2 separate regions of the Mus musculus genome follow, and region 2 is linked to region 1. Evidence: chromatin loops called from intact Hi-C (ENCODE). Cell type or tissue: left cerebral cortex. All regions are shown on one strand. Each heading gives the region's core, and the rest is flanking DNA. Links, peaks and the distances in the headings are about the cores only. Region 1 holds the start of Cblb (Casitas B-lineage lymphoma b). Region 2 has its middle 58 kb from the start of 1700116B05Rik.

What was found. A loop is a pair of places that touch in the nucleus more often than their neighbours do. Peaks named below come from ENCODE experiments on the same cell type or tissue, not always from the same donor. Only the 100,000 strongest peaks of a DNase experiment are listed, where the experiment ranks them.
Region 2: a loop joins it to region 1, with 5 times the contacts of the local background. A loop is called at or near these places in 2 of 42 quality-filtered maps.

Annotation. Positions count from the first base shown.
Region 1 is chr16:52,019,163-52,034,765 of GRCm38, forward strand. Cblb (Casitas B-lineage lymphoma b) reads left to right here and starts at 12,387. Exons shown (of 18, transcript NM_001033238.1): 1 at 12,387-12,523; 2 at 13,847-14,028. The coding sequence starts at 13,861. In left cerebral cortex, for the core only: no CTCF peak of the experiment used is centred there; DNase peaks (open chromatin) are centred at 12,078, 12,326, 12,841 and 13,412; H3K4me3 peaks cover 2,346 bases; H3K27ac peaks cover 1,686 bases.
Region 2 is chr16:50,834,080-50,849,682 of GRCm38, forward strand. No RefSeq gene overlaps it. Among named protein-coding and RNA genes, the nearest start is that of 1700116B05Rik, 58 kb to the left of the region's middle. In left cerebral cortex, for the core only: a CTCF peak has its summit at 7,823 (motif pointing right); DNase peaks (open chromatin) are centred at 5,816, 6,915, 7,102, 7,829 and 1 more place; H3K4me3 peaks cover 575 bases; H3K27ac peaks cover 527 bases.

The DNA of each region.
Region 1 (15,603 bases), core at 7,604-15,603:
GGATGTGTTAGGGAGGTGGAGGAAAAATTGTCCTCTTTACATGATAATGTAAATTATCTTTTCCAGGTTTTTTTTTCTCTTAGTCTGAGTCACTGTTCTGTTGCTATGAAGAGACACCATGACCAAGGCAACTCTTAAACTGGAGGATTGCTAAACATTTCAGAGGTTCAGTTACTATCATTATAGTGGGTAGCTTGGTATTATGCAGACAGGCAAGATGCTGGAGCAGTAGCTGAGAGCTACATCCTTATTCACAGACAGAAGCTGTAAATGGCATGAGCTTTTGCCACCTTACCATCCACCCCAGCGAAACACTTACTCCAACAGGGCTCCACCTCCTAATCATACGAACCCTATCAACAAGTTAAGTTCCCTGGTGACTAAACATTGAAATATATGAGCTTATCTTATTCAAACCTTCAGACCTTTCCTTAGTTCAGGTGTATTGCATTAAATATGTGTATGAAATTGTCAAAAAAAATATAAAAAGGAAGACATACTCTTTTCAGTCAAATTATAGTCAAGTTTCCCCCACCTCTTTTAAAATAAAACCAACAAAACAAAACAAAACAAAACAAAACAAAACAAAACACAACAAAAACTGTGTTCATTCTATTGCTGGGGCTGTCTCATGATCCTGAGCTGCTCAAGACCAAGGAAGGTAAGAAGCCCTACTGTTCATTCTCTCAGTTAAAACAAAATTATACTGTGCTAACAATACATCCCTCCAATACTGACATTGCTGCACCATTTCTCTTCCGCCTCAGAAAATTGCTTGTAAATTTTCATTTTGATTACAGAATTGATAGAATCTTTCAGGTCTAGGATCAAAATATTGCACAGTTTATTTTGTAAAATCTGTTGAGTTTTGACATTTTTAATGTGATCTTTCTAGCACAGAACTGATACCCTTTGTTCCAGGAGATGTTTTGCCTCATGTTAACACTCCCTCCATTTACCTTCAAGCCCTTGTGTGTATTTACATTTCTGTCCTTAGATATCCTTCATGGTCCTTTTCCCAAGGCTAGTCTCTTGCTTCTTCTCCCAATGCTAAGAGGCCACTTCTTTTTTATTTCGTAATAGGCATTACAACAATATATTAATAGAACATAAATGTGGGATAGCATAGCAACACTCAATTTATAGAATGAAATTTCACATATGTAAAATGATCTTGGTCATTTTTTTTAGCAATAATGTTGTTTTATTGTGTGTATGTAATTGCAATTCCACACTGACATTTTCTTCCTACAATATTAGTCCTCAAAGAATCAGTGGAAATTTCCTGTCAGTGTCCGTAGGGAGGAGAAAAGCCTTCCTCTAGGAGGTTTAAAGCAGAAGGGGCAGATGACTGGCTCTCCACACAGGCTTGCAGGGAAGAAGCCTGCGTAGAAGCACGAGTACCCATGCTGCATATGTGTCATTTTTAGCTGTCTCAAGCAAAAGCTAATTTGATGCAAATATTATCTCACATCGGACCCAAAGAGGACTCTCTAGCTGCTCTTTGTATATGTTTCTGACAGGAAAACTGATTCCATGTTTTAAAACCCAAATATGGAACCCTCTATGAATAGAAGAGAGAAGAAATCAAGGGGGAGTCTGGAATGGTTTTCTTTTCTTTGGTGCCTATTTTTGATGTGGGTGGTAAAGGTGGTAGGCTCATTTGCAGCTTATGAAGGAGGATGTCAACACATTTAACAACTTAGAAAATCTGATTTTCTTCAAGAATTAGAGAAAGCAGTATTTTGTTCAAGAGTTTTGATAAAATTCTTTTATAAGATTTTTTTTATATAAAACTAACTTTAGCAGGTGATAAAAGTTCTCTTCTCTCCTCCCTTGCCGTCCTTTTCTCCTCTTTCCCTCTTCCTCTCTATCTCTGCTGTTGATATTTAGCTTAAAATTTCCCCTCATTTTCCCCTTTAGGAACATTTTAAAACATCTGTTCACTATGTTGACTGCTTTCTCAGCAATCTCTTTGTGATTTATGAGACAATCTTAGGGTTTTATTGCTGTGAGCAGATACCATGATCAAGGTAAGTCTTATAAGGACAACTTTTAATTGGGGCTGCCTTACAGGTTCAGAGGTGCAGTCCATTATCATCAAGGTGGGCACAAGGCAGTATCCAGAGGCATGGTGCAGGAGGAGCTGAGAGTTCTACATCGTCATCTGAAGGCAGCTTGAAGGAGACTGACTTCCAGGCAGTTAGGATGAGTATCTTAAAGCCCAAGCCCATAGTGGCATGGATATACCAACAAGGCCACACCTACTTCCAACAAGGCCACACCTCCTAATAGTGCCACTCCCTGGGCCAGCATATACAAACCATCACAGAGAGTAAGATGGAAAATTGAAAAGCAGTCTTTAAGAAAGGAGAGTAGCTCTCCATTGTTCTCTCCACCATCTGGAGGTCTAGCATCTACAAGGCTGCCTATTTCTAAATTCATTCTTCTTATTCAAACGCAGTAAAGCAAGAGACTCTTTCATCTACATTTTATAAAGACTATGCATATGAATGGCGGCACCAACCTACTTTCTTCCTTGCCTACTGGCCATAAAATTTTATTTTAAAAGTACACTTTTTTTTTAATTAACACCAAAGATTATATATCAACCCAGTGACTTTTTGATCATCCTATATAATCTTGGAAGTAGTTGCTTCTTTTAGCACTCTTGTGTGAACAAGATGACCATTCTTTTCAATACTTTGTCTTTCCCCTGCTGCTGCATCCTAAACTATGCAGATGACAACCTAAAAATACTCTCTCCCACAATCCTCGGTGCTTTCCATTCCTGTGTTTCCACACTTCACCCCCAGTTCCATCACAAAGCTGGTTTAAGGTTGTAATCTTCCCTCTATTCTCCCTGTTCAGAAAAGTTGTCCATCCTTTCAGGTGGATATCTGCTCAAAACATCCATCATTCTCCTTATGATCCATTCAATTTGAGAAGACAACTATTCTATTTCATCTAATATGGTTGGATTCCAATAGCACTGTGTGATGGTTTGTATATGCTTGGTCCAGGGAGTGACATTATTAGGAGGTGTGGCCTTGTTGGAATAGGGGTGTCACTATGGGTGTGGTCTTTAATACGGTTGTCCTAACTACCTGGAAGTCAGTCTTCCACTAGCAGCGTTCAGATGAAGATGTAGAACTCTCAGCTCCACCTGAACCATGCCTTCCTGGATGCTGCAATGCTCTTGCCTTGATAATGGAATGAACCTCTGGACCTGTAAGCCAGCCCCAATTAAATGTTGTCCTTAGTCTGTTCACAGCAGTAAAACCCTAACTAAGGCACACCATTACGTAATCTTTTATTAAGGTAATTTGTCATCTTTTTTTTTTGTCATCTTTAAAAACCACTTTAATAAAATTAAATCAGTTCCCCCTTCCCTTGCTTCCCTCCAACCTCTTCTGTGTCCCATTCATTCCCTCTTAATCAATGGCTTCCTTCTTCTTTCATTATTACTGTTACACACCTCACATACATTTGAGCACAAATACATGAATACAACCTGCTGAGTGTGCTTCTATGTTTACATGCATATGATTTCAAGGCTAAGCACTTTGTATTGGTTATGCAGTATAGGATATGTTTCTAGGAGAGGATAATTCTCCTGTTAGTGGTCATTAGTTGCCTGTAGTTCATTCTCAAGAAGTTGGACCTTGGGACATTTGTTCAAGAATACATTCATGATTACATTTCTTTCCTGTCAAATCTTTGTGTCGCTGTGTTTATACAGTCTGTGCCTAAGTGAAGAAACTATCTACATCCTTCATATTTTTGCAGTTTTTTTTAAAAATACAGATCTTCTTATCATTCATCTAGCTCCCATTCTTTTAAACCTACTGGTTAATCAACTGTGTTAAACAGTGATCCCTGTAAGGCCATAAGTGATCTCTCTGTTGTTTATTCCCAAGGGTGTTTTGTAGCAGTCCCCTGTGCTTGAGTTGAAGCTGGTGCTTTCTTCATGGTAACACCTGTCTCCCCTTGCTCAGTGTGAACCATACTTAATAGACTTCTCTTAGGATGTTCTCTGTCTTCTACATTTCTCTCAGTATTGGTACTTAGTATGCAGCTGAGTACTTAACACTCTTCTAAGCCTAGACAGCTTCCCTTTGATACAGTTTTAGTTCTATAATACTTTCAAGTATTATTGTCAATACTCTCAAATTCATAATGTCCTAAGCCTTATTGAAACACACACAGACACGCACACACTTGCTTATTCCATAGGTGCCTTAAAGTTCTCATATTCAAAAGGAAATTCATTTTCTCTTTCTTAGAGACTGTCCTTTGATCACCTCCATGCAAGATCCTGAAGACATCTTTCACTGTCATTAAAGCTAAAGGATCGTTAGTCACCCTTGCCTCCTTCATTTTCTGTATATACATATCCCTTTAATTAGCAGGGGCTACACAAAGGACCAATCAGTGGTTCTCAGCCTTAGTCACTAACTATGGTCACCAGGGGAGCTTTAAAAATATCCTAGATCAATTAAATCAGACGCTTTGGGCACAGAGCACAGAGCTTGGGGACTTGTTATTTAAATGTGCAGCGAGGATGGGAAACCACTTTTCTAACATTTTTTAAATACATCGCGTGTGCTTAGAGTTACCACTGCTCATAGCTTGTGCTTGGAGTTTCCCCTGCTCTATCCCAGGTCTTGATCATCACTGTGGCGTATCTCCTGATGGACAGTTGTACTTTCCATGCTGCTTATGTCTAGTCCATCAACAACCTGCTCATCTCAAATATATATTTTATACATCACCTCACTTACCTCTTCTGCTCCTATATACTCTCCCAGATCTCAAAACTTTTCAGTGGTTTTCCATCAAAAGAACAAATCCAAGTTCTTCAATTAGACATATGGGATTATTTTATTTACACTCTGAATGACACCTTCGCTGTAGGTTATCATTTTAAACCCCTCACTCTCCTTCTGTATGTGCATAACTTCTTTACTGTCCCTGATCATAAGAGCACGAATTTGCTGGGCAGTGGTAGCACACGCCTTTAATCCCAGCACTTGGGAGGCAGAGGCAGAGGCAGAGGCAGAGGCAGAGGCAGAGGCAGAGGCAGAGGCAGAGGCAGAGGCAGAGGCAGAGGAGGCAGAGGCAGAGGAGGCAGAGGCAGGCGGATTTCTGAGTTCGAGGCCAGCCTGGTCTATAGAGTGAGTTCCAGGACAGCCAGGGCTACACAAAGAAACCCTGTCTTGAGAAACAAAACAAAACAAAACAAAACAAAACAAAAACAAAAAACAAACAAAACAAAACAAAAAAATAAAATAAAATAAAAAAATAAAGAGCATTCATTCTTCTGTCTAAAGTAACCATGATGATATTCTTCTTCTCTAATCCTATTCTCTCTCTCCCCCTGCCTATCTCTCCATTGAATTTTTAAAAACATGGTTTTAGTCTATATCTCAGACTTCCCTGGGATTCCAGTATAGCCTTAAGTCCATTGTAATCCATCTGATATCATCTCGAAGTATTTGGATTATAAGTCCCTGGTCCACAACACCTGGCCAACTCTACTTATCTGTGTATCTTGACTTACTAATTACTTTTTCACATGTGTGTTGGCTGCCTTTCCTAAGATTGCCATAGCGACCTTTTCCTAAGAAATCATCACTTTCAATGCTTCAGCTAAAACCATGTTTGCCTGCATTTTCTTTGCGATTGCCTCATATTTAGTCATCTTATTTCTTGGTGTCTAGCCGAGCGTATATTGGCATATAATAGATGTTTAACAGAAGAGCTTTAGATTCTTGATACTTTGAGGGCTGAGTTCCAAGTGATAGTGGCAGCGTTGCTTGCCTTCTTGATGTAGACTACAGCCAAACATGTATATGCTTGATTGGGGGGAGCCGGCCATGTGTTCTGATGGCCACAGAAACAATCCAGCAAGAAAGGTATGGAAATGTAGAAGAACTACTTTTCTCTTCTTTCTTTCTTTCTTTCTTTCTTTCTTTTTTTTTTTTCTTTTATGGAGTCACAATTTCTCTGTGTAGCCCTGGCTGTTCTGGAACTCACTCTGTAGACCAGGTTGGCCTCGAACTCAGAAATTCGCCTGCCCCTGCCTCCCAAGTGCTGGGATTAAAGGCATGTGCCACCATGCCAGGCTAAGAATTATTTTTCAACAAAGTCAAGCGGCAATGAAATTTTCCTGATGAGTCCATCCTTTACAAATTAAAGAAATAGAGGAAAAAGGGATTGCTTGTGGTCTGGTAAAAATAAACCTGGATTCTGGATCATCAAATTCCTTTATAAACAGGATTCTAGGAGTGGCCAGAACAGCCATTTTGCTACCAGTGCAAATTGACTGGTGGTGAAGACATAGGGAGTAAAGACTTCCCCTTCGCTGGATGAGGTGACTGTAGGCATTGCTGCCCTTATAGTAGAAGCACAAGGCTGAGATTATCTCACTCAATATTAGGTCTTCCCTTTTTGCCCCTCCCCTAACCTTTCTAGTGCTTTCCAAAGAGACAGTCTGTTACCACATTTAAATGGCTCAAGTGCTGAAAGCTGGGATCTAGACATGTACTTCCCACCTGTGCTTTTTGTGTACCTGGAGGATGAGCCCTGAAGAGCTCTGCATGAGCCTTTTCTTAGCTTTGGGATTTATTAGATTTATCCTAGCATCACTAGATATAATCATGAAGGGATTTTTTTATGTTGTTGTTGTTGATCTCTATATTCATTTAGGAAGTTCTGTGCTTAATTTGGCCTGTTGAGTCGCTGCCAAATATTAGTTTAACACATTTTTTTGCAGAATTATATTGTTTCAATACTATAATCTGCTAATTTGAAGTCATCACTGATGTTCTTGATGGATTTATCATCATGGGTACATGTATAACATTTCAGATCTGCCCAACTGAGCAAACTGAGCCACTCCCTCTTTTGAAGCTCTGAATCAATATATTACATAGGAAAATTCAATGTCATATTTTTTCTTATAATCAAAATGCATGAACAGTGGCAGAGAAAATGTTAAAGAAAACATTTTCAGATACGAATTTCTTTTCTGAAAGTGTTGCGGGACAGGATTCATTGTAAGCATTTGTGAATGAGCGCCTGTTCGGGAAGCATGGGGAACCACAGGGAAACCCAGAGGGTGCAGTGCAGTAGGAAAGAGCGGAAAGTTGAAACAAAGTGGAAAATAGAAAGAAACCTGATTTTTTTTTGCTAGCTTTCTTGCTTGGCAGGAAAAAACAATATAGCACAGTGCCTTTCAAATTTTTGCAGCTAAGTTCTGGCCTTGATACACTTAGGAGATATATTTGTGGGATTCTGTAATGATTATTTAAAAGAAATTGATTCTAATGGATATTTAGTTTGTCCCTGACTCTCACTTTCATTCCTCGCTCGAAAATCGGTGATAATGGATGGAGTGTCTCTATCTACTTTGCTGTATAAAGTAACTGAGGACAGAAGCCCTGCACTAGAATTGTCTGAGGGAAACACAGATCTTTGAGAAAAGAGTAGAGCAACAGTTTCCTCAGTTTTGTTACTTTCTGACTGTGCTTCGGCAGCAAGGATGTATCTTGTTTAAGTTGTTGCTTGTCTTCTTCTTGTGGCTCAGTAAGCATTCTAATTAAGGCCAAATTAGGACTCGGAGTCAGGCTATATTTTTTTTTCTCCATTTATTAGCATCCATCTCTTTCAGTTGTTGCTGTGTATTAAAGAAGGAATAGACATGCAGCCTTTTAGCAAGCAAAGGCATGTTGAGTCCAAATATAGCTACATCATATGGCTCTTGTTTCTAGTTGTGTGGTCTCTCTCTGAGATTAGCATATTTTTATGGTATTCTGTTTTTTTTCTGTCAGGATACCCACTAGAAATAAACTCTGAAAGGTTTGCAGGTTGATTAAGAGCACCTTGCTGGAATTTTGAATTGAGTTCTCTGTCTTGTAAAACTACAATTGTCATGTGTTTCCCTATATGACATTCTAAAGTGGCTCACTCAGTTGACAGTTTTTCACCTAAAACTCCGTTAAACATGTTATAGATGTTCAGTTGGTGACTCAACAAAGGTTGTAGAGATCACTTGTCACTATGATGAAATAGAAAAAGAAAAGAAATTGGAATGTTTTCCTTAGACAGTTGTCAATTTTTTAATTGGATATTTTATTTATTTATATTTCAAATGTTATCCCCTTTCCCAATTTCCCCCCTTCCCATTCCTCCTCCCCCTGCTTCTGTGGGGATGTTTCTCCACTCACCTACCCACTCCTGCTTCCCCGCCCTCCATTCCCCTACACTGGGGCATCTATTGAGCCTTCGTAGGATGAAGACCTCTCCTCCATTGATGCCTGATAAGGTCATCCTCTGCTACATATGCAGCTGGACCCATGTGTACTCCTTGGTTTATGGCTTAGTCTCTGGAAGCTCTGTGGGGGTGGGGAGTCTGGTTGGTTGATATTGTTGTTCTTCCTATGTTATCTTTGATTTTCCCCCGTTAAACATTAGCTATATTTAAAGTCGGTCATATAATTGGTGTTTTTCCATGGACACTAACCTATTAGCATATGCTAATACTAAATTATCAGTGCTGACATTGAAAGTATTCATCATGGTTTCTAAACTTTCTGAAAATGCTGTGACATAAAGCCTTACATGTTCTTTTGCCAGCATGCTGGCTAGATTTTTTTTTTTCCAACTTGATACAAGCTCCAGTCATTTGGAAAGAGAGATTTTTAACTGAAGGATTACCCACATCAGATTGTCTGTATGCAACTCTTCGGGGATATTTTCTTGTTTAATAATTGATGGAGGAGGGCCCAGCCCACTATGGGCAGTGCCACCAGGAGGTCCTGGGTGGTATAAGTGAGCAGACTGAGCAAGCTCTGAGAATCAACCAGAGCAGACTTCTTCCATGGTCTCTCCCTTGGCTTCTTTCAAAGATAGACTGTGGTTTGTGCATGCAAAGCAAACAAACCCTTTTACCCCCAAGTTGGTTTTGCTCATGGTCTTTATCACAGCAATAGAAAAGCAAACCAAAAGAGCCCGTTGAGCTGTATCCTTCACCTATTTGGCCACTCTTGATACTGGCAGCACCTTTTAGCTAGGAACCCCACTGTTTCTCAAATCCCTCAGTGACACTACATTCACTTCAAAGTGTCTAGGGCTGGAGGCTGCCTTGTTTGGTAAAAATAAGCATATTATTCCCTCCACCAAGCCTGTTAGCTTGGAATATTACTGCTTAGACACAACATTTCACAAAGTCTACTTAGACAACATTGGTGCCTTTATTTATTAGTGCAGTCTTTGACTGAGGAATGCTTTCATGCTTCAGTTTTTTTTCCCAGCAGTCTTTATTCCTCCTGATAACAGAAACAAGGACTGATGACCTCCTAGCTAACCAGACTTCACCAAACACCAAGTCCTAATTTGAGCTCAGCTAGGATCCATGTTATATCTTAACTTAATTAGATATGAGATGGCTTTGATAAACAGAGTTCATACATTCCAATGTGTGAGTGTGTGTGTGTATGTGTGTGTGTGTGTGTGTGTGTGTGTGTTTGTCGTACATCTATGCCTTCCCGATGGGAGGCTTCTATTTCAGTTTTGAAGCTCGATGATTGTGATGGCCAATGTTGGTTCTCAACTAACTTGATCGTATCTTCTATGATTAAAATGCAAGCTTTGGGAGACTCATGTAATGAATTACTTTGAAGATTTATTTTATGTGTACAACTATTGTGTTGCATGAGTGTATGTGTACCACGTACACACTTTGTGCCCACAGAGGTTAGAAGAAGACATTGGATATCCTAGAAGTGGAGTTATGGATAGTTGTAAGCTACCACGTGAGTGCCTAGAACTGAACCAAAATCCTCTGCAAGAACAAGTGCTCTTAACCGTTGCGCCATCTCTCCATCCTGTGAGGTATTTTTCTCATTAGACTATTTGAAGTGGGAGGAACCATCCTACGTGTAGGCTGTTAAAAACTTTGCTTTTTGCACATAGGCCTTTATTCTTGCTGGTGGGTCCTCCAGTCTGTTGCTGCAGCACCCCTTTTCTAACATCAGAGCCAGCTTCCTCCATTTTCTAACACAGATTGCCTAACAGCAGCTCTCCAGGAACTGTCAGACCTTTAGCACCAGATTGGGATTAATGAGACATCAGCCTTGTGGGCTGAGAAACTCTTGGATTCTCAGCCTCTGAGTGTGAGAAAGAATTTGTCTGACTACCCAGACCACATAATGTGAGTCAGTCTAATAAATAGCCTTTTACATATATGTATGTTGTGTTATATATTATAATACACACACACACACACACACACACACACACACACACACACACACACATATATCTTATCACTTCTGCTCCTTTAGAGAACCTCAACTAACAGATTTTTATTTTTGTCAGCCTACATAAACACTATCTTAGACCAGTTTTTAGTTGCTTTGGTTAGAAAAGTTTGGCAGCCCCAGAGATATTTGTTATACCTGTGTCCCAGCCAGAGCAGAGGAGCAGAACATAATGAGGCTTGTCACTGTATCTCCATGATGCACTTTGCTCCGCAGGCCATTCTATTTTTTTAGTGTCATTGCCTTCAGCAAACTGCAGTTCAAAAGGAACTGTATTGTATATGTATTTTGTTCCATTTTACATTTATTCAAATATGAAGATAAGCAACACATTTAATTATACAGTATAAGGTTGGGCATAGCAAAATCTTCTACACATAGTGCCAGTTTCTTTTGGAATTGACTTTAAAGGTGCATTTTATACACATAGAGGATGTAACCACAGAGTTCTTTTTAAATACTGTCTCCACTTAGCAACCATAGCTACTGTTACAAGCAATAAGGGAGATATGGAGGGGCTATGGAGAAGCCTGCACCATCTACATATATAAAACAAGAAACTACTTTTTAATTATTAGTACAGAAATAATGAAAGAAAATATTACTTCCAGACTTGTACTTTACTGCCTGATTGCCTAAAGGGTCACATTTTGGTTGTTTCCATTACATGAAAATCATAACAATCTGAATTTAGGATTGCAGGACATTCTATGACCACTCAGGAGCCTTCACAGTAATAATTGTAGCACTAAAATACTTATTAGGGATTGGCAGAACCACTGAGACACATTTATCAGGATAGTTGGTTAGAAAATGCTTATATGTATGTATGTATGTATGTACATATGTATGCTTATGCATGTATGCACGTATGACATTTTTAAAAAGTGCAAAGTATTACACCCAGGAGCTCAAGGTGTGAGGTGTATCCATACTACCAATGACAGAGGAAATCACTCCCAGGTATGTAAACCTGGGGCAAATGGTACGAGCATGGTGAACCAAATAGAGAGAATCATGGAACTTGTCTAATGTGTGATTCTGATGACAGAAGGGCCCTGGCATTTCACTGTAAGCGTTACCAGACTGTTTTCTTTTACACGGCTATCAAGGACGGAGCCCAGAAAGAGACGAACACTGGAAGAGGATGGCAGAAACAGGGTTGTCATTAAAATGAAGATTCATCTACATAGAAGAAAAGTGACTCTGGCAAAAATCCAACAGCAGAGTTCTTTACTGGAATCCAGGGGAAAACTTGTTTGGAATATAAAGGTGTCAAACAGATTAGTAATCCCCATTGTGTGGAGTTTTTACTGTCCTGGGACGATTTACAGAGACTATTTAGCTGAGAGTTGTCAAGTATTTGCTTTCTCATCAGCCTGATGTTTGATCTGGAATCCTTCTAGAACTAATAGTAAAAGGGAAACATTTCAGAAATTTAGGAAGTTTTAGTTGGCACTCGGGTTTTACTCCTAGCCTACTCTATGTGAGGGTAACCTTCATCTTAGGAGCTATGGGACTGCTGCTCTTTATTTGACAGTCAACAAGAAACATGGTCTTGGACCTATTTGGCTGCTCTCCTGGGTAGCAGTTTGGCAGCCCTAGGGAGATGAATTTCTTAAGCCTGGGACCCGCCCAGAGCTGAAAAGCAGCACCACCCTGGCAGCCTCTACTCTGTTGCTATGAAACAAAGACTAGGAAGGTGAGTGAGGCAGGAAGTCCCGCCTTTTAGCCCCAGTTGGCTTAGACTCCCGCTCGGGGCGCTCACGCCCACCTGCGCACCCCTCATTGGTTAGCTCCCCGGCGCCTTGCTGCTACTTTTTCAGTTCCTTTCCTCGTTCCACTTTTGTTCCAGGCTAGCCTAGGTCCATTTCCCAACGAGTTCTTCTCCAAGTGGGACGCAGTGGAGTGGGCCTTCCTCTGGGGCCATTGTGTACCGTGGAGGACGTGGACTGGGGGGTAGCGCGGGAGGAGCGTCTCGTCCCGCCCATTGGCTCCGCCCGCTGTCTGGCAGAAAGCAGCCTCTCAGGATTGGTTCGAAGACTCAAGGCTCCGCCTTAGCTCCGCCCCACGCCTTGGTCTCCGGGGATGGCTCAGGGGTGGGGTGGCCAGTGAGTGGTCTCCTCCTCCGGCGGGCGCTGCGGCGGCCTCCCGAGTGTGGCGCGGGACTGCCGGGCGGGCGTGGAGCTTTTTGCACGGTAATTGCCGCGTCCCCGCGTCTCGGTGTTCCTAGATCTCGGTGGCTCCTTCCCCGGAGCGCTCTCCTAGGGCGATTCCACAGAGTCCCCACCCGAGCCACCCCAGCCAGGGCAGCGTGTGTGTGTGGAGTGGGACCCGCGATCACGCGTGGCTCGGGACGGCCGCGGTGACCCGAGTAGAGGAAGGAATGGGTCATCCCGGGGTTGGACGTCTCTTGCTGGCTCGGGGGCCCTGCAGCTGGGCGCGGGCCATCAGGGAGAGGGGACAGCCCTAGCTTCCAGCTGCTGTCGCCGCTGCGGGCCTGAGCCAAGTGGGGATTTAAACAGCAGTCCCTGGCTGGCCCGGGGCCCGGGAGGGAGCGGACTCTGGCTGATCGCCGCCGGTGGGAGGTGCGTGCTACTGGCGCTAGATCGGGCAGGCTGTGGGATTGGGAAGCCAGGACGGGGTCTAGGGCTACTTTATCTTTGCTGAGTTCCTCGTCTCTTTCCCAGACCCCTGAGTGGCGGGCTAGAGGCCCGAGCCTGGAAAGGGTACAGACGTTCTGAAACAAAGCTTTGGACCACTTGATACCGGGTAGGCAGAAGAGGGACCACCGGAGAAGTGAACTCCGCGGTGCGTGCCCGCCCTTGCCGGGTTCTCACCGCTTTTTAAGAAGGGGTTGCTTGTTGGTTTGTTTATTTGGCTCTAGGGAAAAACTACTCACCTCACTGCTTTAAAGAACTATTTGTGTGTCCGCAGCTGCTGGCTTTTGCGGGGGGGGGGGGTGTTGGGGGAATGGAGAGGGGACGCGCGCGCGCGGGGCGCGCGGGGGGGGTATCCAAGTCCTCCGCCTTTGTTGACAAGAGACGTGTCCCTTTTGCGTGTGTGGAGTACTTTGCATTTATGTAATAACTTGGCGAAATCAAACAGCGTGAAGGAGGCTACTGAAGTGAGGCTCCCAACGTGAATTTTAGGAGTTGCAGCTCTAGTATTTCGAATCTGGATTACAGCAGAAGGGGGGGGGGGGACGACATTGTGTTCTTACCTGTTAAAAGTTGTTTTGTTGATGATGTTGAGCTGTAGCTTCATAGAACACGGGCAGAGGATGCATCTTTAACTTTTAGTATTGTAAGAGCAAATCTTGTGTCATGGCTCCTAACTTGGAGGATGCCCTTACTCAGGGTTACTAAAAAGTTGAATCTGGGACCCTGGGCTTTGTCACAGAGACAGCGGAGAATATCATTAATGGGTACAAGTGAGCCTGTTCAGTTCAGGTTCCTGTTGGGGAAATACTTTCATATCCAGCTAACTTTTCCTCTCTTGAAATTCTATCTTGCAAAAAGGACTAAGATTCCAGATGGCAAATTCTATGAATGGCAGAAATCCTGGTGGTCGAGGAGGAAACCCCCGCAAAGGTCGCATTTTGGGGATTATTGATGCTATTCAGGATGCAGTCGGACCCCCAAAGCAAGCTGCAGCTGACCGCAGGACTGTGGAGAAGACTTGGAAACTCATGGACAAAGTGGTGAGTTCAGTCAGTGTGTGTACACGGCCCTCAGCACCCTGAATGCGATTTCTTCGGGTTTTATTTATATGTATGGCTAATAATCACTATTATGGTGATGAGCTTTGTATTTAGGTTGGGCCATTTTTCTTCAACTCTGTGTTTGCAAAAGTTGAATTCAGAGGAAAGACTTTTATTTTTTTATTACTCTTTCTAACTTATTATCTTGCTTTTCAAGTTCCAGAGCCCCTGGGTATTACTCCAATATGCAGTTTATACCATTGGCTACTTTTGCTGGGTGTATAGTATGGTTTGGAAGTTTGCTTAGTCTTATGTGGAGTTGCCTTGCTACTAGATAATATAAGGCTAACAAGTGAACAATAGGCTCTGCTGGAGCACACTTAGGACAAGCACATGGGTGATGTTGAAACCTTTACTGGGGAAAGAACCAGAACTCCAGGGAGGATTCAGTATTGAAGAGTTTGATTTTTATCCCTGTAAACTCATCTTTATTAAGAAAATATATACATATATACATATATATGTATACATATATATGTATGTATATATATATATATATATATATATAGTCTTTACTGTTCAGGACATCGGTACAGTTTCTTTCATCTATGATTCCATTTTGAAACAGGGAACCTTTTTGGTTGTGCGTTGTTTATTGTGAAAGGAAAATGTATGCTGGAGGCTGTGTGGGGCTGAGAGTGTCAGAAACTTCTGTGGTTTTTTTTTTTTTTTTTTTTTTTTTGTTGCTTTTAGATGAGCTCTAGTTTCACAGGAAGAAACCAAACTGGATGGCAGTTCTCAGTCCAGTTATAAGGGCAGTGTGCATACCTCCCAGGGCCCTGCTGGAAAAGCTAGCTGTCTGAGGAGGCTTGGGACACAGATGTGTTGGTGTCCTTCTCGGCACACATTCATAACTTTATGATGTTGAGAAGAAGTTGGGCTATGCTTTGCTGAGTTTGAGACATTGACAAAGATGCTCCTTTTGAATGATGAACAAAGGCGTGTTGACATCATTTGGTGTCATTTACCTTGGCTTTGGTTTGCTACCAAAGACAAAATTGGCTACAAAGAAGCCACTGAGAAGAAGTAACAATTCTGGGAGGTGACACTATGGGCTTTATTTTCATGTATTCTTATGGAGATTGTAGGTAAGATAACTAAACCATGGCCCTGCCATTGGATGGCCACTGATATCAAACGCAGCGCCAGAGCATTTTTTTTAACCAGGTAAATAGCCTTAGTATGGGGCTTCAGTGTGACCTATTTAAGCTTCTGCCAATGTTTTCACATTGTTATGTTGAAGTGCTCCAGACGGAATGACGTCATGATGTCAGAACATTGCAACTTGCTGCTTGGGCTCAGGTTTTGGATTTAGCTTTGGACACTTCGGACTGAAGAATTGTGCAGCTGGAAAAACTGCATGCATCTGGCAAGCACATGAGCTGTCTTTTGCTTTTCTACTGAGTCTTCTTCTGAAGGTCACCCTTACTGCCTGAGTCATTAATTGGTGGTAGGAGAAGAAATTCAAGGTTTGTTCCAGTTTATCTGTTGCATAAGTAGGCAACAGATGGGTGC
Region 2 (15,603 bases), core at 3,931-11,930, 1.2 Mb before region 1:
AATCTCAGTTATCTCTGAGGGAATTCAGGACAGCAACTCCATCAGGGTAATATTTTGGAGACAAGAGATGATGCAGAGGCCACGGAGGAGCGCTGTTTACTGGCTTGCTCTTCAAGGCTTGCTCAATTTGTTTTGTTATCCACCCCAGAACCACCAGCCCACTGAACACTATGGGCTAGGACTTCCCATGTCAGTCATCAATCAAGAAAATGACCCACAGGCCAAAGTGTTGAGGGCATTGTCTCAATTGACATTCTCTCTTCCAAAATGGCTCTGGCATGTGTCAATCTGACATAAAAACTAACCAGGACAGTCAGTGATATAACAGATGCTCAAACAGACTTTCTGAAGCAATGAAGAGAAAATGATGGCATAGCTTGTCGCTATATGCATATTTCTACAACCTACTATCCACTTTCCCCCCAAATTCATTAATCAACTAACAGTTGTCCACATTAGGACCATGACAGACAATGCATACCAGCTCTATTGAGAACAATGGCCAGAAACTCTGCCTCCAAACAGCAAACTGTTTGGGCTTAGATATCCTGGGAAAGTTAAAATTAAGAGAAAGTTACCAGATCACCTTGGTACTGGGTGCCAATAGAGGCAATTTTTATTTTCTATGAAGATAAAGCAGTAATGGTTGAAAGAAAACACTAAACATACATCCCAGTTTTTCTCCTGGAAGGTGAGGGGTAGTCAGGCTTCATCAGGGAGAGTTTTCGAGCCCCGGTTGCAAGATTAGGGTCACATGGTGACTAACATCTCATGAGTATCTAAGTCATCTATATTTCTCAGTATAATTTAAATATGCTTTTGTATTCTTTGCCTAGAATTCATAAAGAAAAAGAATACTTACCATGACCATACAATTTTAACTGAATTTACTTTAGACTTGTTTTCCCTTTCATTCCCAAAAGATTTTCTTTCCTCATGCCTTCCATGAAGTTTATACCATCATACTTTATACAGGAAACTTTACTAGAAAAGGGTGTGGTGTGTTCCAGTTAATTTCCTCTTTCTTTGTGTACACAACAAGGATTCCATTCTTACTCACATATCAGATGTGTGCTGGGTAAAGTGTGTCCAAGTTTGGCTCTCTTGGAATTTTTGGTCACCACCTCAACTTTAAGTTCAAGCTTCTAGTGAAAGTGGTGTATACACAGCTGAAGAAAAGAAATGTATGTTGGGGGGAAAAGCTGCTTTAGGTATATATCTAAAATATATTATTAACTATGTGGGAGCTCACTTCACATTGATAAATAAAGATGATGTCACTTGCCAGTAATCCTAGTACCCAGGAGACTGAGGCAGGAGGATCTCAAATTCTAGGCTAGTCTGGGCTACAGAGTGAGACTTGAAAATAAAATAAAGTGAAGTAAGATAAAACGCAAAAAAGAAATCATGTCCTCTTCATGTTATCAGCACAGTTACTGATCTTTCTCTTACACTACATGCGTGTGCCTTGGATGTTCCCCCATCCCCCTTCTGATGCTATCATCATGAGTACCGAACTTTCTTACATCTCATGTATATATATGTCTTGTGTGCTCCCCCAAGCCCTGTGTGTTTTCACCACATTATACTAAGCTTGTCTTGGGAAGAGCAAAGGGGCTTTATTCAATCAATACACAGTAGGTGTAGAGGGAGTGTTTATTGTCAAGTTTTTCTAACTCAACAGACTCTGATATAAAATCTGAATTCATGAGTGAAATGAAACAACACTGCAGTCCGTTTTTGTCAAGGTTGAGGCAAGCGAATTTGTTTTAGCTTATGCATGAGTTCTGTGGTTTTCAATAGACATTCATATCATTCCACACAAAGTTTTAGTTTTAAGAGCCTACCCGCCTATTTACAAATATGCCCTTTAAGATGAACAAAATTGCTATAAAATATAACATTCTAGTTGTCACCACAAATAAACTTTGTGGCTCTAACTTTTGGTTTATTTAGTCCGTGATTCTAATGGGCCAGTTTCTGTCATCAGCTAGCCATCAGCCAGTAGACTGCTCCTGAGGTATGGCCAGTGGTAGGCTGAGCAAAGATGAAAATGAATGAAGCAAGCACTTCTCATCCTCCTGCAGGCCAGCTCAGATGTCCTCACGGAGGCTGAGAAAGATTCCAAGAAAGAGACAGTGGGTTGAGACCTGGGCATGGATCTCACCCACTTCTGCCTTACCTTTTTGGCTAGGCAAGATACAATGTCAGCCTATGTTCAAGGAGTAAGGAAATAAGTTTCAACTCTAGATGGCAAGAGAGCTAAAGGCAAATAAATATTGAAAAGGGAAGAGGAATGACTTATGGTTCTTTTGTGATCACCACATAAGATGTGCACTTGAACAGTGTTACATGGGACATTGCAAATTTATTTCTTTACCCGGTATCGATAGCCAGAATGAGAGCAGAAGCAATACTGGGTCTCTTTCCACAGCTCTTTCCTTTGCCCACCTCAGCTGTCACTGTTAAACACAGAGTTACAAGAAAATAGTCATTCACTTAAAAGAAAAAAAAGAAAAAAAAAAACCTTCCATTTTAAAGCTCATTTATTTTCGAGTAGAAAGGCTTTTTTTTTTTTGAAAGAGGAAGTGTGTTGATTGCATCAAGAAGGACCAGCATCTTATCACCATGGTAACAGTATCTCGAATTCTCTAAGTGTTTGCCACCTGGTGCTTTGAGGCCCAATAGCCAACTAGTATCACCTTATATAATGTGACAGAAAGAATCTACATTGAAGAAAGTTTGGTCTGCAGGTGTTCTTTGGTCTCAAATCAGAATCATGCCCTATGAAATAGTAGGGGCATAGTTAAATTGCTAAACTACTCATAACTATATTAATTAATCACGTAAGAGAGATTTGGATAATTCTACTATTACAAACAACACAGAAACCATATGTTTTTATGCTTTTAAATACATCTAAGTCATGAGGTTTATGTGCACATGTGCAAACATACAGGGATATGTGTGTATATGTTAATAAACACACATGTGTATGCATGTATAAATAGTTGTGGAATTCTGACGTCAAATAGAAATGCCAGCAGCTGTGATAATCCTTTAAGGAGTGGCTGGAATGGATGGCAGCCCCTGATTTGTTATTGTTTAAAGAAACTGTTTAAGAAATACAATACACACATCATTAGACATTTCTGTAGGTGGTGCTCTTTGCATGGAAACTGTTAAGCCCCCAAACCTTTGTTAGTCAGTGTCTCTGGGGCTTTTAAAATTCAGAAATCAAATTCAAATCAAGCTTCATCTCCATGAGGTGGTTTAATGCGCAGAAGCAACAGATTCAATATCTGTCTGTCTGTCTGTCTGTCTGTCTGTCTGTATGTATGTATGTATGTATGTATGTATGTATCTGTATCCATGGCTACTGCTCAGGTGCACAGGAACCGTGAGAGAACAAATCCTTGATCACTGTGGTGGCTGAATGGCTGCGTCGCTGCTGAAAGCAATTTTCTATTGTAAAACCCGGAGTAATAGAATTCAGGAAGGTGGATGCCTAGGGGGTTGGAGATGGATGTGTGTGGGATGTTTGCGAATGAATCACCGGGCAGGATTGGAGGTGTTCTTCAGATCAGAAATGGGAAACTGGTAGGTTGATTGGAAAGGCAGACTTGAGCTTTCAATGGAGAGAAACAGATCTTTCGGGACCCAGGCCTGGGTTCCACGGAGGCTGAGAAGTTCCCAGAACAAAATCATCATCCTAGCGGGGATACAGAGAGTAGATGACCAAAGTCCAGACTTAAACTGAAGTCACTTGGCATAATGATTAGAGAAGTCATTGAAATCAGCCACACTCCAAGGCCCAGAAAGCAATGAGCAACACACTTTAGTAGTCCCTGGGAGTTCACAGGAGAAGCAGTGAGAGCAAAGAGGGCAGGGAGGTGTAGGAGTTGGTTTTGAAAGAAAACGTAACAACACAGGCAATCCTCTGTTCGTTAACTTTGCCTGTAGGGCTCTGAGACTGAAGGTCTGATGAGAAAATTGAGTGGAAGAAAGAAGCAGAGAAGTCATCGCTCCTTCCCACAGTGCCTCAAGATTACTTGACAACTGGACTTAGTTCCCTTAGGGAAGGGAGTTCATGTTTGGCAAAGAGTCTCCAAGAGCACATTTAGTTTCCACTCCAGGACGCCATACAAACCTGTATCCTCTGTACATCTTTACTTCCCAGAATCACCCCATCCTGAATATAAATAAATATACAGTTATTTTATCTTTGAAACTATAAAATAATTACATTATTTCCCCCACTTTCCCCTCATCTCCAAATCCTCCTCTGTACCCGCCCCCTTCTCCCCTTCTTTCTTTTAAATTCACAGGCGCTTTTAACATGGCTGTTACACACACACACACACACACACACATACACACACACACACACACACACACACACACACACACACGAAGTCATTGTATATTCCTAAATATATAAGTACAGTCTGCGCAGTCTCTATAATGTCTTTTTGATTTCAGGGCAGAGTATTTGGTATTGGGTAGGCAATTGGCGTGCTCTTCCCAGGGGCCGGGGGTAAGAAAGGAAGACTATTTCTCATGCTCTGAGCATTCCTTTATTATTATTATTATTAGATATTTTCTTTATATACACTTCAAATGCTATCCTGAAAGTTTCCCTATACCCTCCCTCCTCCCTGCTCCCTTATCCATCCACTCCCACTTCTTGGCCTGGCATTCTCCTGTATTGGGGCGTATAAAGTTTGCAATACCAAGGGGCCTCTCTTCCCAGTGATGGCCGACTAGGCCATCTTCTGCTACCTATGCAGCTAGAGACATGAGCTCTGGGGGTACTGGTTAGTTCATATTGTTGTTCCACCTATAGGGTTGCAGACCCCTTCAGCTCCTTGGGTGCTTTCTCTAGCTTCTCCATTGGGGGCCCTGTGTTCCATCTTATAGATGACTGTGAGCATCCACTTCTGTATTTGCCAGGCACTGGCATAGCCTCATAGGAGACAGCTATAACAGGGTCCCTTCAGCAAAATCTTTCTGGCATTGTGCAATAGTGTCTGGGTTTGGTGGCTGATTATGGGATGGATCCCCGGGTGGGGTAGTCTCTAGATAGTCCATCCTTTTGTCTCAGCTCCAAACTTTGTCCCTCTGAGCATTCCTTAGTGGCCTGTAGTTCTTTATGTAGGACTGAGGCCTCGCTGTCTCTGCCCCATTCACTTTGGCCTATCTATAGGTGTCAGTAGCTACATGCATAAAGTCTCACCAACACAGCTGCCGAAGCATGGCCTGAACACGGATGACACCAAAAAGACATGCTAACATGGTGAAAATATTTATAAGCAGTTAATTCTAGAGTCACAGTGACAAAATCTAGAAAGTGGTAAATTTGAAATTCTGGTAGTGACATCTGACGAACTGTAACAAAACTGCAGATGAATTTTTTCTCTCAGTGCTAGATGCATTTACCAAATTGATGCACTTGTTGCGGGACATATTAAAACATGACCCAGCATGTCCCCGCACTACTGCTGGCTACCGGCTGGTCACATATCTCCAGCCAGGTGATCTCAACTTGATCTCTCTGGGCTGGAGCTCCTAAGTTCCCTTGGCATATTGCTGCCATACCAGCAACATGCAAGACCATCAGCCACCACAACACCCAAGCAAACCGGTAGAAACAAGACTCTTAATGACTGACAGGCTTCCTGCGTTACTGCAGGCAGTTCTCTGTCCAGTGGGGCTGGCCTCTTTTTATCTCATGGAGACTCTGACTCAGAACTCCAAAATATCTCCACCCAGCTTGCTAGGTTCCTACTTGTGGGTTGCTAGCACGCCAGCCCCATGCTTCAAAGCCCGCACTGCCTTTGTGGTGACCGTCAGGCAAACCCACGCTTTGCTGCCGTACCTTTCTCTCTGGAACCCAGCCACAAGCCTCCTGCTGCACGAATATTTTAGTGTGATTGGACAGGGAAAATCCTGTCACATGCACTTGCCATTACGTTTTATATTTAAAAAAAAATTGGCATAGGTGCAATATGCAACACTGCATTGGGGAGCAGAAACATAGACTATGATTGTTTATTAGGGGAAAACCAACTTAATCATTTGGCTTCTGTTTGGTATCATATGCTAAATAGCGAGGCAAAAATAAATACCCTTCACATATCTGCATTAAATATTGTCTTAGAATACTGTTAACATAACACAGCAATAAAGAAGGAAGTATTTCCCTAAGGAGCATTTCAGAGACGTTTCTACAAGCTTGCTTTTCCTTGCTAGGGTTTCATTCATTTAGCTTTATGGTTTCCAGAGTTCTGGAGTCTTGCTTCCTTCTCCAGCTTTTGCCTGGTCTTTATTTGTGTTATAGCTAATAGTTGTCCTCTTATCTATTTTCAAAGCTTCCCCATTTCATATTGTTCCTTTGTGAGATAGCTCTGACCCTGCTATACCGGAGGCTAGATGATGGGGGGAGGGGGGGGTTACAGCAGTTTTGTACAAGAGAATATAATTTCTATGCAATCTCTATCTTCACACCTGAACATTGATATAGACTCCTAAAAATGGTGTAAGATCCTTACCTCATGTATGTTTAAAAGTCTCTTTTAGAGTGGCCACACACACAAAAAAAATCATGAAGATATGGGAAAGCTGTTTTGAAGAGCTGTTCTAAATTTTCCCTGAACATGCCATTTTAAAACTTATAAAAGACAGAAAACTGTCACCGATTCAGCTTGGGTTTGATGTTTGTCCTCTGTCTTTTTTTGTCATGTTACCCCGGAGTCCTTGGCTTTAACAAGGCCCACTTTTCCCAAGATATGATCGTGCAGACTGCAGGTGCCCTGTAGCTCTGATTCCCCAGAGTTCCACGACAGCTCTGGTCGCTGGATGCCTGTGACACAGGCGAAGCTGAGTCCACAACTCCGGAGAGAATGCTGATTCCTGGATGGGTGACAAGGCATGCCGAGCCTTTGGGGACAGCTGAAGCAGGACTATACAAATGAAGGACAGCCCTGCTGTGGAAGGACAGGGAGGAAGCAGATGTGAGGGCAAGATTCAGGTGACAACCTGGACATTGGAGACACGGGGCACTACGGAACGGGGAGGGAAATCAGCTGGCATTTGACAGTCTGTGCAGAGGCGAGACCTGAGTGGAGGTGGTAGACACGGAGGCTTTCAAAGATTTCTGACCTTCTGCCTGCCAGCTTGGAATTAAATTTCTTGATGGAGCGGGAGGAGGGCAGCGGTGGAAGAGGCAGCTGCCAAGAGATTCCTGACCTGGCAACAGGAAAAAGGGATGCTGCTGCCGCCACCCGAGGTGCAGGGGCCAGGTACCGGTAGTCGGTAGATACGACACAAAGGACTCGGTGCCCTAGTTTGAACTGCTTGAGTGGTCTGGGGTGGCTTTTCTGAAGACAGTAGAAATTGTACAGCAATATAAGGGACAATATTGTGAAATTTAATGGTTTTTGGATCGAGCTTTTAGGTTGGCATATGGAAACAGTGAGCTTTGTCCTGTCCAAGAAGCATTATAATCCATTGTGGTAAGATTGATGATACTTACAAAAAGTGACATCAATATTGTCATCTTTTCAATTAAAAAAACAAAAAACAAACCAAACAAACAAAAAACACAACAACAACAACAACAACAACAACAACAACAACAACAACAACAACAACAACAACAACAACAACAACAACAACAACCAGCGATCTTGGGATTCAGTTACAGCCTCCTCTGTGCGGAAGACTTTTTTCCCAGGTGCTAGTACCAGTGGCTGGGCAAACACGGCTGGTTTTGGCAGGCAGTGCTGTTGCCTATGTCACAAAAATCCACTAGATGGCGCTGTTACTCAGGGCTTTGTGTTAGAGAAGCAGGGCTGTGCCTTTTGTGCCAAGGGGAAAACCAACTTCAGGAGAGGTGGATAATACTGTGTGGATTTGAATAAGACCTTTTCACCTGGCATTTTTATCGAAAAACAGAGACTCCGTATGTTGTGGTATTTGGTTGCTATTTCCCTTTCTGATTTTGAGCAGAAGCGACTGAATTAAATGTCTTCTCATGGCACTAAAGCAGCCCAGCTTTTATCCTCACATTCTTAATTGTCCCTCGCAATATCGCTTTTCAGCGGTATAATGAGGGTCGTGTCTTAGAAAATTTAGAAAATCACTGTACTCTGTGTGCTATATGTGGACTCCAAATGTTTCTCACGGTCTCTCTTCCAAGCCCCAGAGAACTTCAAAATGTCGTTTCTAATTTCTTTAGGGAAAATGTTGTAACGCTAACTTTAACCAGCAATAGACTCTGAGATTCATGCTCCAGCCCGAGGACAAATGTTGCTATGCATGTCATGTTGTTAAGATGCTAGACACACTCACTTGTTTTCCTGTTTAATTTATGTTTTCCCTGATTAACCATTGGATGCAAGTATAGAGTGAAGTTTTTGGTGATTTACATAAAATTAAAACAATAAAAATGCATTTATAAGTAAGTGTTTCTTGAAACATAGTTATAAGATTTAAGTGAACATACTAGACTACAAATCATAATCGGTAATAAGGAATGGCAAGAGTATTACATCAAAATTAAAATATCGTATACAATATATATTAAAAACAGAATCGGGGGCCAGTGAGATGAATCCTTGGGTAGAGGCCCTTACTGCGATATCTCAGAATCTGAACTACTCCTGGAGTCCATGACGTAGAGGAGGCATTAACTCCTGCCAGTCGTCCTCTGATATCTCATACTGTGCCACATGCATGCACACACGTGTGCACATATGCAAATACAAAAACATATTTTAAAATCAAATTAAGGCTGTAATTGAATGGGTGGTATAAAGTAAGTTAAGCCATTCATATATATATATATTTGAGCCTCATATATAACCACTTAACATTTGTGTCCAACAGTGCCAGAGCCAGCTGACCTCAGAACTAGGACTACATCAATCTGCTCTCTCCTCAGCTGTCACACCTCAGGATTTAGAGCTACAGAGCCCCGGAACTCTAGCCGAGTGCCAGCATCCACTAAGGGCTCATGCCAACTTTCTCTGACTCACGTGGGGATGAGAGGTTCCACAGCAAAGCTGCCGTACATCTTGAGACTTCGGGGATCGTTTACTACTTCCTCCTTTTTCTCCATCTCCTTTCCCACCCGTTTTTAAATTTTCTTTGCTTTCCTTCTCCGTCCTTCAGTTCCCTTTCTAGTCCCCCCCTTTCTGCCTGACTCCCTGTTCTGTTTCCCAGATGTGCGGCAATCACGTTAGAGAGACGCATGGTCACTTCTCTACTCCTCTCCAGTCACTCATAGCAAATGGCTGCCAGCCATGCAGCTTTGGACAGCACATGCTTCCAATTCGCTGTAGCTGGGGTGGTCAGAAGTGTGAAGAACCCGTCCCCGACCTTTCCCAGTTTCAGGGCCATGCTCCCTCTACAGCATCAGTTCACAACCTGTGGGTCACAACTTCTTTGGGCGGTTGAATGACCTTTCCACAGGGGTCTCCTAAGACCATCAGAGAACACAGATACTTACATTAAGATGCGTAACAATAGTAAAATTGCAGTTATGAAGTGGCAACGAAATGATTTTATGGCTGGGGTCACCACAACATAGGGTATTAGAGGATCGCGGCATTAAGAAGGTTGAGAACCGTTGCTCTATACATTCCTGGAGGACTTCATTCTTTGTGGGACCGAGGTCCAGAGCCTTCTTCCTGGCATCCTTTTGCTCCCCTCCTCTCCCTTCAAAGCCAGCACTGTAGCATCCCGAAAGGTCTTTCTTGATGAGAGCACAGCATCATCTGCCTTCCATGTCACAGTTCCCTCTGCCCACCTCTTGGGACAATTTGACTACATTTAGGATCCACTTAAATAATGTGAGTTAGCATCTCTTCAAGATCCTTCACCCAGTCACACCTACAAAGTTCCCTTTGCTGTGGAAGTTAACATTAAACCTTCCAGGGACCAGACCTTGTTGTGTCTTTGGATACATCCCTGAAGCTATCCAGATTTCAGTTTTCTTACCAAATGGTGTTATTTTTATTTATTCATTTAAAAAAATTTTTTTTCAGACAGAGCTTTTAAAGTGTTTAACACAGTGCCTGGCAAAGAGTGACCATTCTAAACTAATTTAAGTGCTAATAAAACTATCTATGATGAAGTCTAGTCACCATAAAGAACATCTAGTTTTTCATCTCCCATTAACCTTTATGGTATCATGGTGGGATCTCCATTCTCTACCGAATTCTTATGCAAAGTCAGTAGACTCCTAAGCTGCTCTGTTTAAAGGCCAGTCCTTGAATTCCCTTTTAGAAGTGTTGATTCTCTCTTCCCACTCTCTTTAAAGCCAATCTTATCATTGTGTTCTCCTTTAGTGTGTGTGCCTTAAACTCTAGAATATCCTGGAATATTTGATAGATGGTAATTAGTCAGAGTGGCATGCAAAAGTAACTGTGGAGCCTGGGCCATATTTTACAGTAATTTGAAGGTCTTGGATTCAAGGATTTGGGTACTGATTTCAAGAACAATGAAATAACATGGGAAAGTTTTGCATTGTTGTGCCTCCATTTGGGCTACTTTGCAAAAATATGATACACATTCCATCTATCATATAAATGACAGAACATTGTTTCTTACATGTCTGGAAGCTGGGGTTCTGTGACCAGGCTGCTCCTGTGGTTGACTTTCTTTTGTGGCCACACATAATAGGGAAAGGCTGAGGAATAAGGGCACCACTTCCAATCCACGAACCTACCCTCATGACAGCTTCTTCCCTCTCCAGAGCCTGTCTCCTAATTTCATCGCTTCGGTGGTTACAGATACAGCAGATAGATTGTGGCGCTCCAGTTCATTGTGGTGGTGTCATCAGGGAAGGCCAGTCCTCTTTCTTGTCTGAAAGATCTACACCTGGTAAACTCTTCCTTTCTGCACCCCGCTGAGACCCTGAGCTGATGTGCTACATGTTAGTTCTGGGTCTAGAAAATGACCAGGCTGTGTGAACAACAGGGGCTCACCTTTATCCCATGTTTAGTAGAGATATGTGGTTTCCTGTGTGTTGGTAAAAATCCACTGATTGTAGATATGATTTTGGCAGTGTTACAATGCACTCTTCTGTGCAGTGGGTCCCAGCTGCGGCTCATGTTAAGACAGAAAGGAATGGTTTCAGCCTCAGCCTGGTCTTTTAGTCAGGACATCATATAAGGAAAGGCACGAGTATCTTCCCAGTTGCTTCCTATACACAGCAACAATTTGTGGTAGTATTAGCAAACAGTCAGCACTCAACACAGGAAGAGCAACTAAGACAAAAAACGTGGTGGACTGACTTATCACTGGGCATTGTGACCACTTACCTGGCTAGATGTATTCTTGCCTCCTCTCAGTGCCCCTGAAGCGAAGATGGAGCTTGAAAGATATGTCCCTTTTCTCTTCAAATAATTCTACCAGCACTAAGCGGTATCCTGTGGCTGCAGAAGAGGTCAAGTTCGAGTAAGGTACAAGACAACCTTGACCCCAAATTAAAGCCTGCGGTGAGAATGAGGGGAGGTCTTCGAGGAGGTTGCGCATGGGTGGAGGGGAACATTTGTCAGGCCTTATTTGAATCATTGAGGAAAACAGTATAGTGATCCCAGGTTTAAATTTCAATGAATTGAACGTGTTCAACCATAAACAAGTAAAAACATCTATTTTATTATCATGTTGACTGCATGCTTCTATTTTCATGTTGACCCTTCCGATGAAGTTTGGGTTATCCATTTTGCAGATGGGGAAGGTGAGGTACTACACAGTCAAATGATATGGCTGAGGACAGAAGGATCATCTGAAGCAGATTAGATTGATGCCCACAGGACAGTGGATTCATACCAAGGCAATGCTGCAGATTTCCCATTATGAAGTTGCTTTCTTGGCAGAGGTCTTTCGGTTCCCCCCAATTAAACAAATGTTAATGATGTTACAATGCCACGTATATTAAACCACCTGGAGCTTCAAAGGGCAGATGGATGCACATAATAAACTAATTAGCTAATTCTGAAGGGGTCAATAGCAACCCCGGTTCTGAAGTTAGGTCCTATTAAGGTTACAGAAAAACTCCATTTTCTTTACCAGATACTATAAAAATTTTAAACTGCAGACATAGCTTATATTATCTATCTGCTCCATCATGTAAATTCTACACTATAGCCACAGCAGCTAAATTAGGGGGCCATGGGCATGGTGGTCACACAATTATAATCCTAGCACTGAGAAGGCTGTGACAGAAGAGTTAACACAAGTTCAAGGACAGAGCGACTCACACAGTGAGGTAAAGTGTGGGTGAGGGTAACCTAAGTGCTGATTCTACTTGATCATTCAAGTTAATTATCTCATCTGGAGCTGATGATTCTATAGTTACTCAAGACCTGATAATTGGGAAGCATGGACATGCCATTAAGGCCAAAGGTCCCTCCTAGTGGTTTTAGTGATGCTTGTATAAGCTACCATAAATATCTAGTTACAACAATTTTTTCAACACTGTAAATGATCTGATCCCCACCTGCTCTAAATTTTCTAAGACTTACATCACTGTGTTTGTTCAGGGTCGGGATGGGTCTCAGCTTATGTTAAAAGAAGCTATTGGCAATTGAGCATAGCTCCTCTGCTCACAGGACTGCTAGCTGTTTCTTTACAGGGGAACAAAGGGCCTTCTTTATGAGTGAAATTATTCTCCAGGGAATTTGAATTTCATTTGGCTATAAGTGCTTACTATTCTGGTGTAGGAGAATGCTACATCTGTTTCACGTTTGTCTCTCGCCATGACCCAAGGACTCTGCATTCCAGAGGAGATGGGGATGTGTTTGGTCGATGAGAGGCTCGGAGAACACAGATGAAAAGCTATCAGAGCTATGTCTTATAAGACATGACTAATAATTATTAGCCATGCTGTAGTTAGTCTTGCCTTGGAATCTCTTAAAGTGTGTTGTCCTTGATTGGATCTCAAACAAACTAATAGAGGAATCTGGTCATGTTTGGGAGGTCATTTCTGGTCCAGACTAATTGAGGAGAGAAGAGAAGATCCTTCTCTATATTAGGTGTCATCCTTTTGTGGCAGGTCAGATATAAGGAAGTCTGGGGTAGAGTGGGGGTGCCTTCGCTGGCCCAACTTTGCTACTTGATAGAGAGTGTATCTGTTCTGCTGTTGCTGCTATTACTCTTGCTCCAATCCTTCATGATCATAGGTACCCATCTTATATAGCTTTCTAAGGTTTTTGAAGACCAGTGGCTCTTCAGGAATCCTTCAGGCCTACAGAGTCAGGTTAGGAATGGTGAGGCCTCTGGCTTCATGGACAAATACGTTCCTGGGTTCTTAGCCTCTCCAGTATACAGTAAAAACCATTATGGGGATATTCATCTTTTATGGTGTAACCACTCTAGCAGATCTATTTTCATGATATATTGGTATATATCATGATATATATCCATTCCATGGGTGCTATTTCTCCATAGAATCCTCCTGAGTGCAAGGGGTTGAATTCTACCAATAAAGTAAAGTTGAATAAGCTGAATTGCAATGGCAGAGTCACTATTGTCCCATGTGAAATGCCCTGCAAGACCTCTCAAGAGACTGTGAAGGGAAGTAAAGAAAAAAGGGCAGGGGAATGTTAATATTTTAATTAGTGCATATTTGCAAGTAGGTTTAGAAGCCTAAACAAATGAGTAGTCTCTAAACTTCAAACACAAAGGGAAAACCACACTAACTCTGTAATATTTTTTGAACTAAGTCACTCATCATCATGTTGTGTAATCTGAGTTGAATCACACACCTCCATGTCACTCCTCCAGATGGCACCAGTGTGCTGGCACCAGAGGGACACATTTGGCCGAAGCTTTCCTTCTTCCCACACAGGTACATCCGGATGTCACAAGCACTGTTTGTCCTTGCCCTTTAGCCTTTCTCTTAATTGCTGTCATTGACAGTGCAGGATTTAACATCTAGGGGCTGGCTGTAAAGCTCTCTGCTGAGGGGACTGGGATTTCTTTCAGGATTTCCTTCCCTATGTTTTGTATGCTTTTAGGCAGACGATGTTGGGTTTGTTTCCCATGCTCTTCTTGCTGGACAAAGTATGTTTTTGTTGACTGTCTTAGACTCTGTCAGCTATACAAATGAGCTTGTCTGTGTTGGAGCTGTAGTAGGAGGGTCCTAGTATTTGGAATTCAAGTCTTCTTGTCTTTTAAGGACCACCACCTACAAAAGGAAGATGTTTTATTCTTTCTCTGAGTTAGATGTATTTCTGAGGGTTCTATTATGATATCTCTTTGAGGAGAAGATTAAGCTATATTTGGGTTATATACTCAAGAATTAGTATCTAGTAACAGGTGCTTCAAGGTTGCTTTTGTTCAGAAGTATTATTAAGGTAACTAAAGTGAAAGGAAAGCTTGGTATCTCTGCCTTCATCTTCATCTCTTTCCTTCACTTACAGTCACTTGTTTGTCTGCACACATAGGTGTATTAGTCAGTCTGTCCATTCTCTCCCATTTAAGGTTAAAGGCTCAGAGTCATTGTCCTAAACTTGTAGTCACCTTGTATTTCAAGAATGCCTGGGCTTGACAGATGTGATAGTTTGTATATGGTTGGCCCAGAGAGTGGCACTATTAGAAGGTGTGGCTCTGTTGGGGTATGTTTGTCACTGTGGGTGAGGGCTTTAAGACCCATATCCTAGCTGCCTGGGGGGGGGGGCAGTCTTCTGCTAGCAGCCTTCAGATGAAGATGAAGATCTCTCAACTCCTCCTGTACCATGCCTGTCTGGATGCTGCCATGATCCTGCCTTGATGATAATGGACTGAACCTCGGAACCTGTAAGGCAGCCCCGATTGAATGATGTCCTTTATAAGAGTTGCCTTGGTCATGGTGTCAGTTCACAGCAGTGAAATCCTAACTAAGACAGCAGGCAAGACAGATGCTACACCTGGAGCAGGTCCCTTGTGAGAAACGCATTGTTCCCCTTAGGTGATAACAGATCAATGGTTCTTGATGACTTAGAGGACACAAGCTGAGACAATGATAATGGGATCCACCTTGACCAGGATTGCTTCCTTACACATCCTCTTGTCCTCTGCCCCAAATCTTCTTCCATTTAACCTAAGGCTTATAGCAGAAGCCCAAGATAAACTTGGGCACACCAAACTCCTTTATTTGTCTCTCATCCCAAATGTGCTGCCAGAATCTCCCTTCTCCACTGTTTGTTGATGCCCTTCCTTGGAAGAGGCAGGAGGACTTTCTGAGCATCGCTTCTTGGGGTTGCTGAAGTAGGGACTTTCCCCTAAATCTTCAGTTTCCGGAAATGGGAAGAGCTTTTGACTTTGCCATATTTTCCTCTATTGTTCTCCCTGAAGAGCTTACTTACCTCAATGTTCAGTATGTGATTGGTTCCTTCCCACCCCTCATTTTTGGCTATTCACAGTAACCTTCCTTATTATTTCTGCATTCTCTAACCATGTCTTGTTTTTGGCCTTCAGAGCACTTTTCTAGTGGTGACAACACTCTATATCTCCTTGCCTTTCACTCCAAATTAGCTGCTAATTCTCTAAAAAAAATTTACTGTATCTTTTTTTTATTAATTCACTGATACACTATCTAGTATCAAGCCCAAT